2 separate regions of the Homo sapiens genome follow, and region 1 is linked to region 2. Evidence: chromatin loops called from intact Hi-C (ENCODE). Cell type or tissue: endothelial cell of umbilical vein. All regions are shown on one strand. Each heading gives the region's core, and the rest is flanking DNA. Links, peaks and the distances in the headings are about the cores only.

Region 1 (9,547 bases), core at 470-8,469, 61 kb before region 2:
CCTGCTCAGAGGTTCAGAGGTGCAGACAGAAGCCAGCCACTCCCCCAGTGTTCTCAGCATCCCCCTGCTGCCGCCAGCCGGCCCTCAGGACACACTTAAGAGTTTGAGAAGGATCGGAGCCCACTCAGGCTGGGCCCAGCGGAAGGGCGAGCCTGGGACCTCCCCTCATTTCCCAAGCACCTTTGGGGCACACCGTGTGTCCCATTGTGCCAGAAGCTCTGAGGGATTCATGGGGAGGCCTTAAAGAAGGTGGGCTCGGGCGGAAGAAAAGACGGAAGAACACCATGTGCCACCGGGGAGAAGTGTGTGCCGTTTACATGAGACAGAGCAGGGCACAGTGGTGACACTGATCTGACACAGATGGTACCGCACAGGACAAGGAGCACCAAGGGGGGCACATGAAGAAAGCCGTCTGTCCAGGATTCTCCCAGGACTCTGATCCCAGAGGGCCTCCCCCAGCATCACTCCCCATGCCAGGTTACACTCCACTTCACACTACCAGCCAGAAATTACCAGGCAGATAGAATCAGGAAAATATGACCCGTAATGAAGAAAAGGAAATCAACCCATTAAAACCTGCTCAGAACTGCTGCAGGTGTTATCATTAGCAGGCCAGGACATTAAAAAGTTAGAAGTCTACTCTACATATTCAAAAAGTTAAATTGAGACACGGAGAATATAAAAAGAACCCAACTTGAATTTCTAGAGATGAAAACTGCAATATGTGATGGGAAGAAATATACTTGATGGGATTAACAACCAGTTAAGCATTGCAGGAGAAAACAGTACACGGTTAGGCACGGGGCTCACGTCTGTAATCTCAGCACTTTTGGAGGCTGAGGCAGACAGATCACTTGAGTAACCAGGATTTCAATACCAGCCTGAGCAACATGGTGAAACCTCGACTCCACATGAAAAAATACAAAACTCAGCCATGCATGTTGGCGCGTGCCTGTAGTCCCAGCCATTCAGAAGGCTGAGGCGGGAGAATCGCTTGAGCCCGGGAGGTCGAGGCTGCAAAGAGCCGTGATTGTGCCATGGCACTCCAGCCTAGGGAACAGAGTGAGGCCCTGCCTCAAAGAAAGAAAGAAAATAGCAATAGAAACTAACAAAAATGAAGCATGGTAAGAAAAGAAAAAAAAATTTAATTAAAAGAATATTATTCCATTGCGGGACAACGGCAAGTGACATAACGTACTATTTGGGGGTCCATAAAGGAGGCTAGCAGAAAAAGTATTTGAAGAAACAATAGCTAACATTTTTTTGAATTTGATGACAATTATAAACCCACAGATCCACAAAGCTTAGCAAACCCCAAGCACAAGAAAACTACACGAAGGCATATCGCAATCAAATTACTTGAAAAACAGTGAGAAATTCAAAAGTCTAAAGGCAGCCAGTAAAAAGCCAGTAAGGAGCAAAGGTGAGAATGACGGCAGGTTTCTTCTTACAGATTTCCTACAGATGGAAAAGGTGAGAGTGACGGCAGGTTTCTTCTTACAGATTTCCTACAGATGGAAAAGGTGAGAATGATGGCAAGTTTCTTCTCACAGATTTCCTACAGATGGAAAAGGTGAGCGTGATGGCAGGTTTCTCACAGATTTCCTACAGATGGAAAAGGCAGACAGCGGAACAGCATCTTTAAAGCAGAGAGAGAGACAGAGAAAGAGAAAAAACTGTCAACCTAGAATTCTATACCCACTGAAAATATATTTCCAAATGGAGGCAAAATAAAGACTTTTAAAGACATACAAAAGATGAAAGCTTATCCCCGGCAGATCCACACTACAAGAAACGTGAAGTCCTTTAGCCTTGAGGAGAATACTCTTCAGAGGGAAACACGGTTCTACACAAAGGAATTCAAAGCAGCAGAAATGAGTACTATGTGGATAAATATGGGATTTTTTTCTTTTTATTTAAATCTTCTTTAAAAGATAATTGTTTTAAGAAAAATAATAACAGTGTACTATGAATTTTTTTCAATAAGCCTTTTGCACTCTTAATTTTTTTTCCTTACGAGACAAGGTCTCATTCTGTTGCCCAGGCCTGATCACCGCTCACTGTAAGCTCACACTCCCTGGCTCAAGCCATCCTCCTGCCTCAGCCTCCCGAGTAGCCGGGATCACGGGCACAAGCCACGGCACCCCACAGAATGTATAACATTTGTAAGAGCAAAATGCATGCTAACAGTAACAAAAAGATGGGGAGGAGAGAGAATGAAGAAATACTATTGTAAGATTCTTGGACTTTGTTTGAAGTGGTCTCATATCACCTGCCTGAAGATGAACTGCAGTAGTCCATAAACCCTAAAGCTGCCACTCAAATTTTAAAAAGAATTACAGTTAATTAGCTGACAACAGAGATGATATGAAGTCATAAATATAGACAACACGGAAGGAAAAAGATAACCAAGAGTAGATGTAACAAATAGAAAAAGGCAGGATGATAGATGGACACCTAATCCTGCCCGTCACTGCAGTGTGGAGACTGAACGCCACAATGAGAAGGCAGAGGCCACCAGGTTGAAGAGCAAGAAAAAACCATACCATGGCTACAAGCAATGTACTTTTGGCATAAAGACACGAGTAGATTGAAGGCAAAAGGACGGGAAGAGCTCTGCCATGCAGGCACTAAGCAGAGGAAGGCTGCAGGGCCTATGTTAATATCAGACAGAGGAGGTTTGGGAGCAGAGAACGTTGCTAACAATAAAGATAGACATTTCATAATGCTACGGAAGTCCATTCATCATTCATCAAGAGAACGTCGCAGTCCTAAATGTCTATTCACCTAATAATAGAGTTTCAAAATACATCCAACAAAACTGATGGAACTGCGAGGAGAAGTAGATAAATCCGTAATTACATTTGGAGGTTTCAGTGCTCCTTTCTCAGTAACTGACGGAACAAGCAGAAGAGAAATCAGTAGGAATAGTGGGGACTTGAGCAGCACTCTCCAGCAGCTGGGCCCTGACGTTTATAGAACACGCCACACAGCAGCCATGCAGTGCACAGAGGCTGTGCCACGATAGGCCCGACCCTTGGCCAAATAAACCTCAACAAATGTAAAGAACTGAAGCCTTACAGGCGTGTTCTACAGCCACAGTGGAGTCAAACTCAAATCAATAATAGATAGTAGGAATGTCTCTAAGCACTTAGAAACAGAAACTTTTAGATAAATAAATGATTTTCATTTCATTCCATAAAATTTTAAGTAAATTAATATATATGTGCTTAATGCAAAATAGAATATAAATATGTAATATTAAGATACATAGATATTATAAGTCGTGAATAACAAAGATTTATATAAAATATTTATTACTATAAGTATGTATATATAATATATAATATAATGTACATATAATTATAAATACTTGCATTAAATAAATACATTATATAAACATGTATATTAAGATATAAAATAAATAGGTTGAGTATACGTGGACCCAGCTCTGAACAGTGCTGAGAGGGGAGTGTGTAGCAGCTGCTAGACAATGCATTGGAAAAGAGGGACGGTCTCCAACCGGAGATCCCGGCTTCCACCTGAAGAGGGCAGCGTGAGTGGAGTAAACCCAAAGCTGTCGGCCAAAGGAAATGATACAAATCAGACTGGAGACTAATACGAAAGAAGACAGTGAAACATCAAAATCTGTTGAACAAAACATTTTTTTAAAAAACACATGAATAAAACTGTGAAACACCACCCTGACTGATAAGGAAACAAAGAAGACACAAATTCCAGCATCAGGAATGATAGAGGTGACATCATGAAAGATTCTAGGGATATTAAAAGGATGATAGGCAAATATCATGAGCAACTTGATGGGAGAACATTTGATAACTTTGATTCCTTGAATGACACATACCACTCACTGAGGAAGACATCATTAATCTGAATAGCACTATGCTTCTTTTTTTTTTAGAGACTGGGTCTCACCACATTGCCCAGGCTAGTTTTGAACTTCTGGGCTCCAGCGATGCTTCCACCTTGGCCTCCCAAAGTGCTGGGATTAAAGCCTGAGTCACTGTGCCTGTCACTACAAGTGGAATTTGTAGTGAAAACTTTTACTACAAAGAAAACTGCAGGTCCAGATGACTTCGCCAGTGAATTTTACTGAACATTAAGGAAGACGTATTTGGATGACATCTAAGCACCTTCCCATATTGTTCTATGAGGCCAGCATTACCTGATACCAAAGGTTAGACACACGTTACAAGAAAAGAAAACTACAGATAAGTATTCTCTTGAACACAGGTACAAAAATGCTAAATAGAATTTTTGCAAATTAAATTCAATGCTATTTAAAAACAAAACATGATCTAGTGGGATTTATTTCAGGGATGCAAACCTGTTTAAGGATTGAAAAATCAATGGATGCCTCTTCAGATTATTAAAGAATTATTTTTAAAGAGAGAAAAGTCCATGTAATTTACCATATTAAAAAAAGATGAAAACCATATTACCATCTCAAGAGATGCAGGCAAAGTATTTTAACAAAATCTGAGATCCACTTCTGATTTAAAAAAAAAAAACTCCCTGCAGACTCCTAATAGAAGGGAACTTCGTCTACCTGACAAACAGCATCTCCACAAACTTACAGCCAACACCATACAGTGGTGAAAGACTGAATGCAAGATGAAGCCATCTGTTCTTGTCACATCCCTTGACATTGTACTGGAAGTTCTAGGTAGTACAGTGAGTCAAGGAAAAAAAGGCATTCAAGTTCAAAAGGAAGAGGTTTAACTGTATTTTCAGACAGCATGATTGTCTATGTGGAGAATCCAGTTTAATCTATTTTAAAGTGCTACTAGAAAAAATTTAGTAAGTTTGCAGGTTATAAGATCAATATACAAAAATCAATTTATGTATATACACTAGCAATCAACAATTCGAAGTTGAAATTAAAATAGAGAACATTTACAATACCACTAAAAAAAAAGAAATACTTAGGGATACATTCTGACAAAAGGTGGGCAAGATCTGTACACCAAAACTACAAACCATTGTGAAAAGAAATGAAGGAAGACCTAAATAAATGAAGAGATCGTCCGTTATCTTGATTTCTGCTTCTGAGATCCACATGGAAATACAAAGGACCTACAGCAGGCAAAACAACTTTGAAAAAGAAAAACACAGTTGAAGGACTAATACTACCTGATTACAAGAGTGACTGTAAATCCACAGTACTCAAGATCGGAAATAGCTTCAAATGGACAAACAGATAATGGAACAGGAAGAAAGTCAGGGAATAGACCCATACATATAAACACCTGCCCTATGATGACATGGAGAAAATGAAAAGGCAAGACACAGACTGGGAAAATATTGACAAATCGTTTTTCTGTTAAAAACTTGTGGCAAGAGTATAGAAAGAACTCTCAAAAATCAATATGAAAACAAACACAAGCAGACAAAGAAAATTGGGCAAAAGGTTTGAGCAGACACTTCACCAAAGAAGTACAAATGGCAAATCAGCACATGAAACAATGCTGAATATCATTAGTCACCAGAGAAATGCAAACTGCACCCACAGTCTTATACCACTGCACACCAAGTAGATGCCAGAAATGCAAACTGCACCCACAGTCATATACCACTGCACACCAAGTAGATGCCTAAGAAGCTGCTGTTATCAAGTGTCGGCAAGGCCGTGGAGGAACTGGAACCCTCGTATGCTGCTGAGGGCAGTGCAAAGTGTGCACTACCACTTTGCAAACTTATTTCACAGTTTCTTATAAAGATTAGCACACACTCAGCATACAATCCAGCCATTCCTTTCCTAGGTATTCCCCAAGAGAAATGGAAGCATGTCCACACAAAGGCTTGTACATGAATGTTCCTAGCAGCTTTATTTATAATGGCCAAAAACTGGGAATAGCCTAAATATACATTAACAAGCGGATGAATAAGCAAACTGCAATCTTTCCATGCGATGAAATCGTACTCAACAATGAAAAGGCATGAACTGATCTCAAAATAGTTAGATTGAGTGAAAGAAGCCAGTTTAAAGAAGGGTACCTGCTGTATGGTGCCATTCATTTAAAACTCTAGAAAATGCAAACTACAGTCACAGAAAGAAGATGAGCTGCTGCTGGGGGCAGGTGAGGGTGGGGGCACAGGGGCAGAAGAAAATGTCTGAGGGGCCAGACCCCACCTAGACTGTGGCGGTAGCTTCACAGGTGTAGACGTACGTCCAAAATCTTCAAATTCCGTACTTCAAATTTATATGTCGCTTATACATCAATGAAGCGGCTAAAAAACTTCTCATTGTGGGACAGTCTACAAAGAACTGTACTGTTCCCTTCTAGATTTTATTTTGTTTTTTTATTTTTTCTGAGATAGAGCCTCACTCTGTCGCCCAGGCTGGAGCGCAGTGGGGCGATCTTGGTTCACTGCAACCTCCGCCTCCCGGGTTCAAGCGATTCTCCTGCCTCCGCCTCCCGAGTAGCTAGGACTACAGACGCCTGCCACCATGCCTGGCTAATTTTTATGTTTTCAGTGGACGAGGTTTCCCATGTTGGCCAGGCTGGTCTCAATCTCCCGACCTCAAGTGATCTGCGTGCCTCAGCCTCTAAAGTGCTGGGATTACAGGCGTGAGCCACTACACCTGGCCCCCCTTCTAGATTTTTAATTCAAGAAACACCCCCAAAAATGTGGGGGGATTTATTCTCAAGACTAATGTGTATCAGCTAAGTGCAGTTCCTAGTTGGATCCTGGATCAAAAATCAGAGGCTCACAGAGGACAGTTGTGAACAATTGGGAGGAATTTGACTCTGGACTGCGTGTCAGGCAGCAGGATTGGGAGGAGTTTGACTCCAGACTGCGTGTCAGGAGGGAGGACTGTGTCGCTGTCACGTGTCTGGAGTGTGATCATGGCTTTGTGCTCATGGAAGCAAATGTCCTTTTCCTTAGGAATATTTCTGGGCAAAGCGTCATGCTATCTGCAACTTTCACACAGTGCAGAAAAACACAGGGGATCAGGGGGCAGAAAGCAAACATGGCAGAGTATTTTTTGAAATTGTCCTTAGGGTCATGTGATGGGACCAGAGCTCAAGAGCAGCAGAACTTCATGATGAGAAAGTCCAGGAGATGTGGCCACAGCTGTCTTCCGCTGGTCACACTTTGCAAGGATGGTGGTAGTGGTTGTTTTAATAAGTTCCTCAAGCCTGCTGTTAGCATTTGTGTATCTGCTAATTAGCAAGATTAAGGAGGGGGAGAGTTAATTAAGGACTCCCGTAGGCAAGGTTCCAGTTAATTGAGGGTTTTTCATAGATAAAATTAATACTCAGTCCAGACTGACCTTCTGAGTTATAGTTAATAAAGTTGTGGTTATGGTACCACCAGGGAACTCCAAGAGCGTAATGTCAGTGGATCTGGAAAGATGCTCTGTGATGGTATTCATGAAGTAAATCCAGATTTGGAAATTCAAAGAGGCTTCCCACTGGGAACAGGCTGCTGTGGTCCCCGGAAGGAACCCGCACTATGAAGAAAAGGCAGATGAGAGAGTCATAGAATTTTGTTTCTGCAGCCCCCACGTCTGTGCTGGTTCTCCTACCCGTGCTCAAATTCTCTACTGTTTTCTCTGCAAAGTCGTTTCACCACAGTTCGTGTATGCTGGCGTTGATAGCCTCTCCTCTTCCTGCTTCTCCACTTTTCCCCACTCCCCCTTCCTCACACACGTACACGCAAAACTCAATTCAAAAAATGTGCAAGGTTAGCTTTCTCTGTCATCCAGCGATGACTCAGTCTCACCAAGGGGGCAAGAGAGTGCCATCTAGAGCGTGTGACCCTGCTGGTCCCACAGCAGAAGGCAGTGCCCTGGTGGGGGCTAGTCTAGTTAGGACCTGAGCAAACATTTTACTTGTGTCCCGAACTCTTGTTCCTATAGTTTCTATCTTAACAAATTTTATTTTTTTAGAACAGTTTTAGATTTACAGAAAACTGGAAAAGGTAGTAAATAGAGTTCTCATGTACCCTACACCCAATTTTCCCTGTTGACATCTTCTATTAGTACAACATGTTTGACACAACAGTCAATGAACTTATGTTGATCAGTTATTAACTGCAGTTGATACTCTCATCAGATTTTCTTGCTAATGTCCTTTTTCTGTCCCAGGATCCCACATGACATTGAGTCCTCGTGTCTTCTTGGGCTTCTCTTGGCCGTGACAGTTTCCCAGACTCTCCTTGTTTTTGATGACCTTGACAGCTTTCAGGGGTACTGGTCAGGGATTTTGTAGACTGGCCCTCTGTTTTGATTTGCCCAATTTTTTTTTCGTTTGAGACGGAGTCTCACTCTGTCACCCAGTCTGGAGTGCAGTGGCGCGATCTCGGCTCACTGCAACCTCTGCCTCCTGTGTTCACGCCATTCTCCTGCCTCAGCCTCCCGAGTAGCTGGGATTATAGGCGCCCGCCACCACGCCCGGCTAATTTTTTTGTATTTTGTTTAGTAGAGACGCAGTTTCACCATGTTAGTCAGGATGGTCTCGATCTCCTGACTGCGTGAGCCACCGCTCCCGGCCATGCCCAATGTTTTTGTCCTGATTAGATTGGGATTTGGAGAGGAAGACCACAGAGGGGAGTGCCCTTCTGGTCCCGTCATAATGAGGGTGCATGCTGTTGGAATGGCAGATCCCTGGTGGCGCTGGCCTGGGTCCCTGGCTGAGGTGGAGCAGACCCGGCTGAGGTCAGGCGTCCCCCGGGTGAAGCCGCTGCTGCCGCCCCTTCCGGAATGGGCTGCTCTTTGGAAGGAAGTCGCTTGGATGTGCTAGGCTTTTGTTGCCTAAACTGCTTTATGTCTGTGGTTAACTTATTCCTTCCTGCAGTTTCATTATCTTTTTAGGGTCTAAATATAGTTCTTTTAATTTCCTCTTGTTATTTATATAGGCTTACTGTATAAGGCTTAGTCTTGGAGTTGTTTTATTTTATTACATTTTGTTTTGCATTTCTGGGATTTTTTAGTATTCCTTCTTTCAGTTTGCCCCTTCTTGAGCTAACCTTCCTGCAGTACCATCTTCCAGCTGACTGTCAGTGGATGAGGTGGAAACAGTTTTACCCTTTCTGCAGGGAGCTTTGCCAGTTAGGGACCCTTCAGGAGTAGTCAGGAACGCGCCTGTGCCCACAGTTGGGTGAGTCCCAGGAACGGCAAAAATGTCACCTAGCGTTCCCCCTGCTCATCTAACATAGTTTAATTGCCTTGATGGTCCATGGAATTTCCAAACTAGAGGTTGTGATATGCAGAAAATCAACAAGATTGCATTGCTAGGGAGCACGTTTGTGAAGCTGGCGTCTTCCACAGAAGCTGTCATCAGCGAGGAGGGGCTGTTGAGGGGACACATTTGTGAAGCCAGCATCTTTCACAGAAGCTGTCATCAGCGAGGAGGTGCCGTTGAGGGGACTCCGGGTGATGCTTTCGTCGTTTGGAAAGTAGCACTGCTGTGCAGAATGGCCTCTTTTTAGCCATCCTCCTAGTTCCATGTGGAGCCCTCAGAATGGGTTTTACTCCGGGCAGATTCCAACACACCCTCATGCTATCCCGGGAGAACTG
Region 2 (9,267 bases), core at 41-8,040:
CTTGCAGGATGCCCTGGAGCAGGAACGGCCATGTTGGGGTAGAAGAGCTGTCACGGCAAGAGCGGACAGGTCCCCACAGGTGCTGCTCAGCCCCAGCCCACCTGGACTTTCCGTGTCTCGGCAGAGGAGGAGCGAGAATCACCACCGAGCCCCAAGTGCAGGGTCAGCCTCCTGGCCAGGCCCTGGGGAGCAATGCTACCGGCACGTGCAGCTCACCCACCCGACCCCCCGGGGTGGGGGGGATGCACCTCTCACTGCACCTGCCCTGAGATCATGGGGAGCTCCCTGTGCCAAGACACAGCGTGAGAGACGCCAGCAGGCCACATGGCGTGGCACAGGAGACCCCTGGTGCCCAGCCTCACTCCACAAGCACACACAGACTCTGACAGCCCTGGCCGCCACAGGTTCCACAACAGGAAACACCCAAAGCTCAGTCCTCCTCAGCTCCACATCCTCTTTCTCCAGTAGCTGGGAGCTCCAGCCGGCCTGCAAAGCTGTGCGCTCCGTCCAGGCCACTTCACATGGGAGTCCCCGCTCTCAGTCTGGTGTCACGGGGCCATCACAGGAGCTGTCCTGGAACCAAGCGGCAGAGGCTTTTTGGGGGTTGATAAACCAGCACACATGGACGCACGTGGCATTGTCTGAACAGTCAGTTAGAATTGACTTGGGAGCTGTGCTGGGTCGGCCCTGGGGATGGTGGGACCGACGTGGCTCACACTTCACAGCCCGGGCCCCTCAATCCCTGGCCAGACGTTCAGGGGTTCTTGGTCACCAGGATACGGAAGTGAGCAGAGCACAGAAGTGCCGTCCTTAGGGGCAGCCCGGTGCTCCCGGCAGCGCCTTTGTCCCCAGCTGCAGCTCTTTTGAGCTCAGGAGTGGCATGACTGACTGGTGTTTCTTTTTCCTTCCAACCCTCCTGCTTAAACCCTGAAGACTGCGGACGACGCGGACGATGCTGCTGGACACAAAAGTTTCATCTCCGCCACGGTGCAGACGGGGTTCTGCGACTGGAGCGCCCGCTATTTTGCCCAGCCCGTCATGAAGGTGCGCCCGGGGTGTGGGGTTCAGAGTAGAGTCCTAGCGAACATGTGTCTGTCCCACTTCTTTGAGCATAAACGCTCAAGGCTTGTGGCTGTGGGAGCGTCCCATTGTGGTCGTGGTAGTGATGGTCACGGTTGAGGTAGAACCGCAGAAGAAACAAACTTCACTTACCTTCCTGTCGCCAAACGAAAAGAGAAAACCTGCCTCGCTGGAGCTTCCCAGTGTGACAGGTGTCACTTTGCCTTAACTGACAGGGTCACCACAGGCCTTCCCACTCCCTAATGGTGAGGATCACTCGAGGCCCATCCCAAGGCCACGCTTGCGTGGCTCCGAGGTCTGGGGACTGTTAGACGCAGCCTGCTGCAGCCAATCCTAGCGCATTTGGGGTTACACCACAAGACCATCTCTGAGGCTCAACCCTGACACAGCCCTAACAAGCGCCGTGTGCTGTGGACGCAGTGGCTGTGTTCCTGCAGGCTGGGGCAGGGCGGCGGCTCTCGGCCTCTTCGAGGAATGGGGCGGGAGCTGCTTTGTCAGCACAGTCCCAGTGCTCATCTCTCTGCCAGGGCCCAGCAGGGACTCGTGGAGATTTTCTATAAATCTAAAGTGCATTCTGAGCAAACCTGCCTCTTCCCTCATATATAATTGAAAGCTGAAACTCTCAGCTTATTCTCGATTGTATATCAAGCTTGCGTCTTAGTCATCTCTGTGAATGGTATTTGGACCCCATGACAGCTCAGTCCCTGTGGTCCTGTCTTCATAGTGAATGCTGATTTCTGTTCATAAAAACAGAACCATCAGGCAGCCCCTGAGGCAGGCAAGCCATGAAGCTTGAACTACGGAGCCCCTTTACTGCAAAGAGAGAGGAGTTCGCCTCCCTCTTCTCACATGAACCTGGGTGGACAGTGGCCTGGCTGTTCTAGAAAGCGTCTTGCCGGGAAGCATCAAACGCCTTAAATAGCCGTTCCCTTTGACCCAGTCATGAATCTGCTAAAATACTGTCTTGAGAAAATAATCAGAGATGTAGATGACTTCCGTGTTGTTTCTAAGAACGAAAATTGAGATTCACTTAAATGTCCACAGAGGGTGAATAGTTAAAAAGTTATGAAATATTTGATGAGATATTATTGGAGCTACTGAAAAGTTAAACATTAAAAATAGTGTCCTAAGGAAGCGCTCATGACAACATTCCTTAAAAAGAAAAAATGCAAAATGCAGACCAAGAAGCCAGATTTACAGAACAATCACAGCCGTGCTTCTCATACAGACACAGATGTGCATACGACGGAGACCAGCAGAGCCCGCTCCTAACTAGAGATTCGCAAATGGCGCCACCCACGACTGCACTGAATTGGGCTTCTTTTGTGCCTCTTCTGCAGTTTCTACACTAAGCACGAAGCACCTTTAGAGTCGGGGGAAAAGAATCAAAGAAACAAACCCCAGGAGATCATTGAGGCTGGTGGATTCAGTCCTAGTCAGAAGCCCCTCACCAGGCCCACCTGCTGGGCTCACCGCTGCTTACCTGCGGGTGGCATGAGGGTGGCGGCCCCTGCAGACAGAGGGAAGTGCCCCTTCCCATCACTAGGAGGCTTCTGGTTAGGAAAGGAAAGCATACACAAATCCTGGAATTGGATGCAGGAAGCAGGAGCCACCCAAACTCTGAGTGAGCCAGAGCTGGGAGGTGGCTGGACACTGTGCCAGGGGTGCCAGGCCGTCCTCTAGAACTGCGGCCCAGTCTGTTGAAAAGTCAATGGAATTTAGTCTAATGTTAACAAGCTTGGTGTCCTTGATGCGGTCTCGTGCTTAAGGCAGACAAGGTCAGGCGACTAAGAAACCCACATGGTCTGGTCTTCGCTCTTGCTGGGATGGCAGTGGCTGTACATGTTGGTAATTTCTTGGTGTGATAACGAGAGGCTTTTCTTGAAGTCCTTGAAAAATGCCTATTCTCAGTCATCTATCCTATGATGAAAGAGGAATGGCATAGATAATCCAAAACTCATTGCTCTTAAACTTAAAAATGAATTTGACTTTTCCCCAAAGGATTTGCTTTCCTTTCCTAAGCATTTTTAAGTACACAGCAGCTGATTGCAGGAGGAAGTTCCCCAGAGGCATGTGGAAGGCCGTGTGTGTGTCTGTCTGTCTGTCTGTCTGTCTGTCTCTATGTGTGTGTGTGTATCCCTGTGTCTGTCTGTGTGATGTGTGTGTGTATCTCTGTATGTGTGTATGTGTATCTCGTGTGTGTGTCTGTGTGTTTCTGTGTGTCTGTGTGTGTGTGTCTATTTGTTCCGGTGTGTGCAAGCCCCAAGCCAGCGTCTCCTCTCCCTTTCTTCAGATTAGCAGCCCCTCCTCCGCCTGCCCTCATCTCCTCCATTTGCACATCTGAGAATTCCCGCCCGCACGGAGGAGCTGGAGGGTGTCAGCCTTGTGGTCTGGCCCTGCCAGCAGGTCCTGCTGTGTGGACACTGCAGAGGAGATTAGTCCAAGGGGATCCATGTAGGAGCTGCCATCACACAGGAGGTTGATCAGGAAACGGTTGCTGAATGAGTAAATGATTGTCTTCCTCTGCCCCTGCCAAGTATTTGAAAACAAATGCTCACTTGGTTGTCGTTGAAACAACAGGCTCTGGGTGTCATGATGGAAAAGAGCGCCGTGTTGTGGTCGGCGTCGTCTGTAACTCCTGATAGCAACTGCAGTCTTAGGAGTGTCTTTAACATTAGAGACCTTTTCCAAACTTCAGAAGAGGAAGCAGGACGTGTTTTCTCTTGTTTAAAAAAAAAATTGTTTTCCTACTTTTTCTAGGTGGTATTCATAAAGGTATTCTTTTACTGATTTAATTCATCATCTAATGACATTTGTGTAACGAGCTGCATTAGGAACTTCTTGTTATTAGCCTGCTTCACATGTAAACTAAAAATAGCTCTAAGGCTAGGATTGAACCTAAAAAAGAACAGAAGAACTGCAAACCCGAAACTGCTTCAAGGTATATAAGAAACTAAAACAGTTACCAGGTCACAAAATAATGACCAGTTTACACTGACATGCAACTAGCGATTAGCAGGATGAGCATCCAAGGACACCGTGGTAAGGACAGCGTCTGCTAACGTTTTTATTAGTTCACCGTCAGATTTCGTACAGGTCCGTATGACTAGAAAGAGCCGTGTTCTGTCTGCGGCTCACCTTTGATTGGTGAAGCAACCTCCTTTCTTCCCATGTTGGTTTACGGAGCTCGTGTCTACATTAGAAACCACAAAAGAATATTAAAAATGGTCTGCCGTGTGCTTAAGAAAGAAAAAGATGTATTGAATTGTGTTCTGATTACAAAAGTCATACAACTTTTTTCTTCTCTCAGTTGGAAGGTTTCAAAAATTGATTCTATCCAGAGAATCAATCCCTACAAGGCTGTAGGGGCATGTGAACTCTCAGACACTGTTGGTGGGTGGGTCCAGTACTCCCTTTGCTTAGGGCAATTAAGCAGTAACTGTCAGGATTAGAAAAGGGTATACCTGCAAAGCCAGCAATCCTGCTAGGAGGCATATATTCTTAAAAACCACTAATATACATGTCCATGAAAGGGTTCTGCCCGGAGATGTTCATGATAACATGATTTGTAATGGGAAAAAGTTGAAAAGAATCACTTAGTAGGAGAGTTAATTTAAAATGATGGATCCATGGGTTAGAATACTATACAACCATTAAAATTCTTTAAGTTGTATCTTTCTATGAGGACTTGGTTGGATGTCCTTGATCCAAAAGGTAAAATAATCAAATTGTACAAAATGCTTGCACGAGCTCTGTGCTTCTGTAGACTGGAACAAGCACGGGAGGAGGCTTGGCCAGTTACACAGCAGGCTGGCCACACAGTGACTTCTAGAAGGTGGAGTTGGAGCCAGGCAAGGGGACTGTTCTTTTTTTCATCATTTACTTCTGGATGATTTGAATTTTTTAGAAAGAACAGTTATTAGTTTTGCAATTTAAAACAGACTAAAATACCATTTTTAATTATAAAAAGCTTTAAGAGTCGATACGCTGTTGGGAGGCATCACACGCAGAACCCAGTTTATTTCACACAGCCCTTAAAGCTACAGTGGGGATTTCCGTTTGGCGGCTCCGCAGAGCATGGGGATCTTGTTTTGCCCTGAGAGCATCTGCTCCTCTAGGGTGGATGCGGAAGCTGCACTGCCCGTCATCAGATCTGCGGCTGTGCAGCTGGGGTTTCAGTGCACCATTAGAAACTCAGGCAGTGAAGGAGCGACTTGAGATGGCCATAGTCCCCACGCAGGGTTCCCTCCCAGCACTGGGGTTGCCCTGCCTGCATGGCTTCCGGTCCCGCTTTTCTCACTATGCAGTGAACATTGAGCATCCTGTCATAGATTCTCCCACAAAAATGACTTTTTCTGTTTTGTTTTGTTTTTCTCCTCTGAGAATGACACTCTGTGTGACATTCTTTATATAAACCTGCAGCAGGCAGAGCCTGAGAAGTCCCCTCGTGCCACCCTCAGCTCAGTTCATCCTTGGCTCATCCTCGGCTCATCCTCAGCTCATCCCTGGCTCATCCCCAGCTCATCCTCAGTTCAGTTCAGCTCATCCTCATCCCCAGCTCATCCCCAGCGCATCCTCAACTCATCCCCAGCTCATCCTCAACTCATCCCCAGCTGCTCCTCAGCTCATCCCCAGCTCAGCTCATCCCCAGCTCATGCCCAGCTCATCCCCAGCTCATGCCCAGCTCATCCCCAGCTCATCCTCAGCTCATCCCCAGCTCATCCTCAGCTCAGCTCATCCCCAGCTCATCCTCAGCTCATCCCCTGCTCATCCTTAGCTCATCTTCAGCTCATCCCCAGCTCAGCTCAGCTCATCCTCAGCTCATCCTCAGCTCATCCCCAGCTCATCCTCAGCTCATCCCCAGCTCAGCTCAGCTCATTCTCAGCTCATCCCCAGCTCATCCTCAGCTCATCCTCATCCCCAGCTCATCCTCAGCTCATCCCCAGCTCATCCCCAGCTCATCCCCAGCTCATCCCCAGCTCATCCTCAGCTCATCTTCAGCTTATCCACTTCAGTCTGCTGTGGGCTTCACCCGCCTCAGGAGGACAGCTGGCTCCACCCCAGCTGCAGCTTCTAAAATGGGTGCTTCCTGTTCTTTCCTGGAAAGTTCAGAAGGAAAGCAAATGGATAGGTCGATTCCCCTCCAGGAAGACCAGAATAGAATAAGTCGTTGGTTTTGGATGGAAGCTGCGTGAAGAACACACTTGGTGGGTGGAAGTGGGAGACGTAGCTTCTCTGACTTTGTTTCCACTCAGCCACCACCAGCTGGACTCTGGTGCTCGCAGTCTCCGAGGCAGCAGGACAGCTTCCTCCCACAGCTGGGGCAGGGACCGTGCAGTGCCATTCTGCTCACCTTTCTCCACACTTGGCTGTAGTGCCAGCGCCTGTCTGGTAAATTACTGCTGAGTGTTAAACAGTCAGGGGTCAGGTTTATCAGCCAAGTCAGACAGGCTTGTTTTAGAGAACACTGTGATTATTCAGTGTTGTTTAAATTAAATACGTGGTTATTCTAACCGTGCATTCTTAGAGAGTTTCATCCTGGTTTTGCTTGGCTGCACGTGCAGAGGGTCCTGTGGGCAGTTCCTTCGGCCTCAAGCGTATGGGAAATATTGCTCTGGTAAAAGCCGCAGCCTGGTTCCACCTCCGCCTGCAGACAGCTGGAAAGAGCACCACTCCCACCTTGGAAATAAGAAAAGGGCAGAAAAGCTATAAAATTCTGACTTTTCCTGAACTCATCAGAGAGCTGAGGTGGCAGGGGAAGTGAGTTGCCCAGCAGGGAAGGGAAGAGGTGCCTCCAAGGAGAGCCGGACCATGAGCACCAGTTCCCTGCAGCAGAGCAGAAGGGGCCAGCAGGGAGAAATGCTCACCTGAAATTGGCAGTGGTTTGCGCAAGGCTAAACCTGGACCAATGGAGAATCTCAAACCTTTGGGAGCCACAGGCTGCACAGGCCATGGACGTCCACTGGGCCCTCACCCAGAAGATTGAGGTGGGACACGAGAAGAGCCCCTCAGAGGTGTGGGCCCGCAGCAGGCTCTCCTGTGCTGCTCCCCACAGAACATAACCTGCAGCTCCTGATGAAAGACAGCAAACCCTGTCGCCCCCAGAGCACAGGCGAAGACCCACTGCCACAGAAGAACTGCAAAAGAAAACCTTCCATCTCCAGCAGGGCGAGGACCTGCCACGTGTGGCACACTGCAGGGAGCAGGACAGAGTCACTGAGAAGGTTCCACCCTGAGACCCAGAGACACAGGCCCTGCCTCAGTCAGAGTCTGGGCTAGAGCAACAGAGAGCCCTTCGGACCCTTCCAACAGGCTAGCAGGCTCCAGGCAGCAGGCACAGCAGTCGAGCTGTAGCAGGGGCACAGGAGCATAGAGAGAGAAGCCCCCCAAGGTGCAGACACACGAGGAAAGCCAAAAACCAAGGGAGGGTGGGGTGGGAACCCTGGCAAAAACCCTCCCGAAACCCAGGCCCTGCTTGAAGCATGAGGTAGTGTGAGAGGAATCCGAAGCTGGCCACATGCTGAGTGTCACCATGGCAACAGTAAAACCCAAGCCCATTTCAGTGCCTCGCTAGATTGACTGAACTCTTTAACAGTCTAGTAATAGAGGCACACCCATTTCCAGGCATGCATATATATATATATATATACACCTTAGTCTCTGCTGTTCTACACATGAAGTCTGGAATTCATTCAGAAATTAGGAGAGGCTGGGCATGGTGGCTCACACCTGTTATCCCAGCACTTTGGAAGGCCAAGACAAGAGGATCACTTGAGCCCAGGAGTTCAAGACTAGCCTTGGCAACGCAGCAAGACCTCATGTCTACTAAAAAGAACAAAGGAAAAGTATGAGATGCCCCCAAAAATATAAGACAAACACGCCTGCCATCAAGAGACAAAGCAGAGAAAGACCCAAGGGCAACCCAGATGTTGGAACTATCAGAGATGGAGTGGAAATAACCAAGATTAATATGACCTAAAGGCATTGACAGCAAAGGTAGACAACAAACATGAACAGATGAGGGATTTCAGCAGAGAGTTGGACACTAAGAAAGAGTCAAGTGAATGCCCCCCAGAGGCCTATCTGTGACCTCAAATAGCCAAGGAAAAAAATCAGTGAATTTAAAGACAGGTCTATAGAAAGTACCCAAAATGAAGCACAAAGACTACAAAGAGTGGGAAAAAAACAAACAGGATTGCAGATCATCTGAGAGCTTCAGGACAGTACAAAGCAGTCCAACATCTAACCACAGATCCAGCAAAGATCCCAAATCATGGTATATACAGACACACACATGCACGTGCACACACACATATACACACACAGCTGGACACATATCTAAGCCACCACAAACCAAAGATAAAGAGAAAACCTTGAAGACCTCTGGAGCAAAAGGACACATTACTTACAGGGGAACAAGGACAAGAATCACCACAGACTTCTCATTAGAAACTGTGTAAGACAGAGATAGTCCAGTAATATCTTTAAAGTGCTGAAAGAAACTGTCAACCTAGAATTCTGTACACACAAAAATATCTTTCCCAAAAGAAGGTAACAAGACAAACATATCCTCTCTTGCCACTTGTCTTCAACACTGAACTGGAAATTATAGCCAGGGAAGTTAGGCGAGCAAAAGAAATAAAACATATCATATTGGAAAGAAGAATAAAGCCATCTCTGTTCACAGATGACATGATCCTGAATATTGAAAATCATTCAAAATCCATTTTAATAGAGTATCAGAACTTAAAAACCAATGCAGCAGTATTGTACCCACAAGCTCAATATCCAGTAACCATTTGTATCAGAATCCCCTACACTAGTAATGAAAACCCTAAAAATGCAATCAAGAAAACACTTTCATTTATAATCATAGCAAAAATAATAAAATGCTTAAGAATAAACCTAGTAAAAGAAATGTAAGACTTGTACTGAAACATTATTGAATGATACTAAAGAAGACTTAAATAAAGGGAAAGAAATCACACATTCATAGGTCAGAAGACTAACATTAAGTTGGCAGAACTCCCCAAATAGCTCTACAGATTCAGCACCATCCCTGGCAGCCTTTTTTGCAAAAATTGACAAGCTGATACTAAAATTTGTATGGCAATATAAGGGACCCAGAATAACAAAAGAAAAATGTAAGAGACAAACATACTGAACAACTCACGCTTCCTGATTTCA

The links. Hi-C counts contacts between places; a loop is a spot of excess contacts. Peaks named below come from ENCODE experiments on the same cell type or tissue, not always from the same donor. Only the 100,000 strongest peaks of a DNase experiment are listed, where the experiment ranks them.
Region 1: it touches region 2 in a loop (15-fold over the local background); 5 of 110 quality-filtered maps call a loop at or near these places.

Annotation. Positions count from the first base shown.
Region 1 is chr17:80,862,843-80,872,389 of GRCh38, forward strand. All of the region lies in intron 13 of RPTOR (regulatory associated protein of MTOR complex 1), which reads left to right. Among named protein-coding and RNA genes, the nearest start is that of CHMP6, 120 kb to the right of the region's middle. In endothelial cell of umbilical vein, for the core only: a CTCF peak has its summit at 3,555 (motif pointing right); a DNase peak (open chromatin) is centred at 3,539.
Region 2 is chr17:80,924,437-80,933,703 of GRCh38, forward strand. It overlaps RPTOR (regulatory associated protein of MTOR complex 1), which reads left to right. Exons shown (of 34, transcript NM_020761.3): 24 at 934-1,044. Among named protein-coding and RNA genes, the nearest start is that of CHMP6, 63 kb to the right of the region's middle. In endothelial cell of umbilical vein, for the core only: a CTCF peak has its summit at 3,688; a DNase peak (open chromatin) is centred at 3,605; H3K27ac peaks cover 1,516 bases.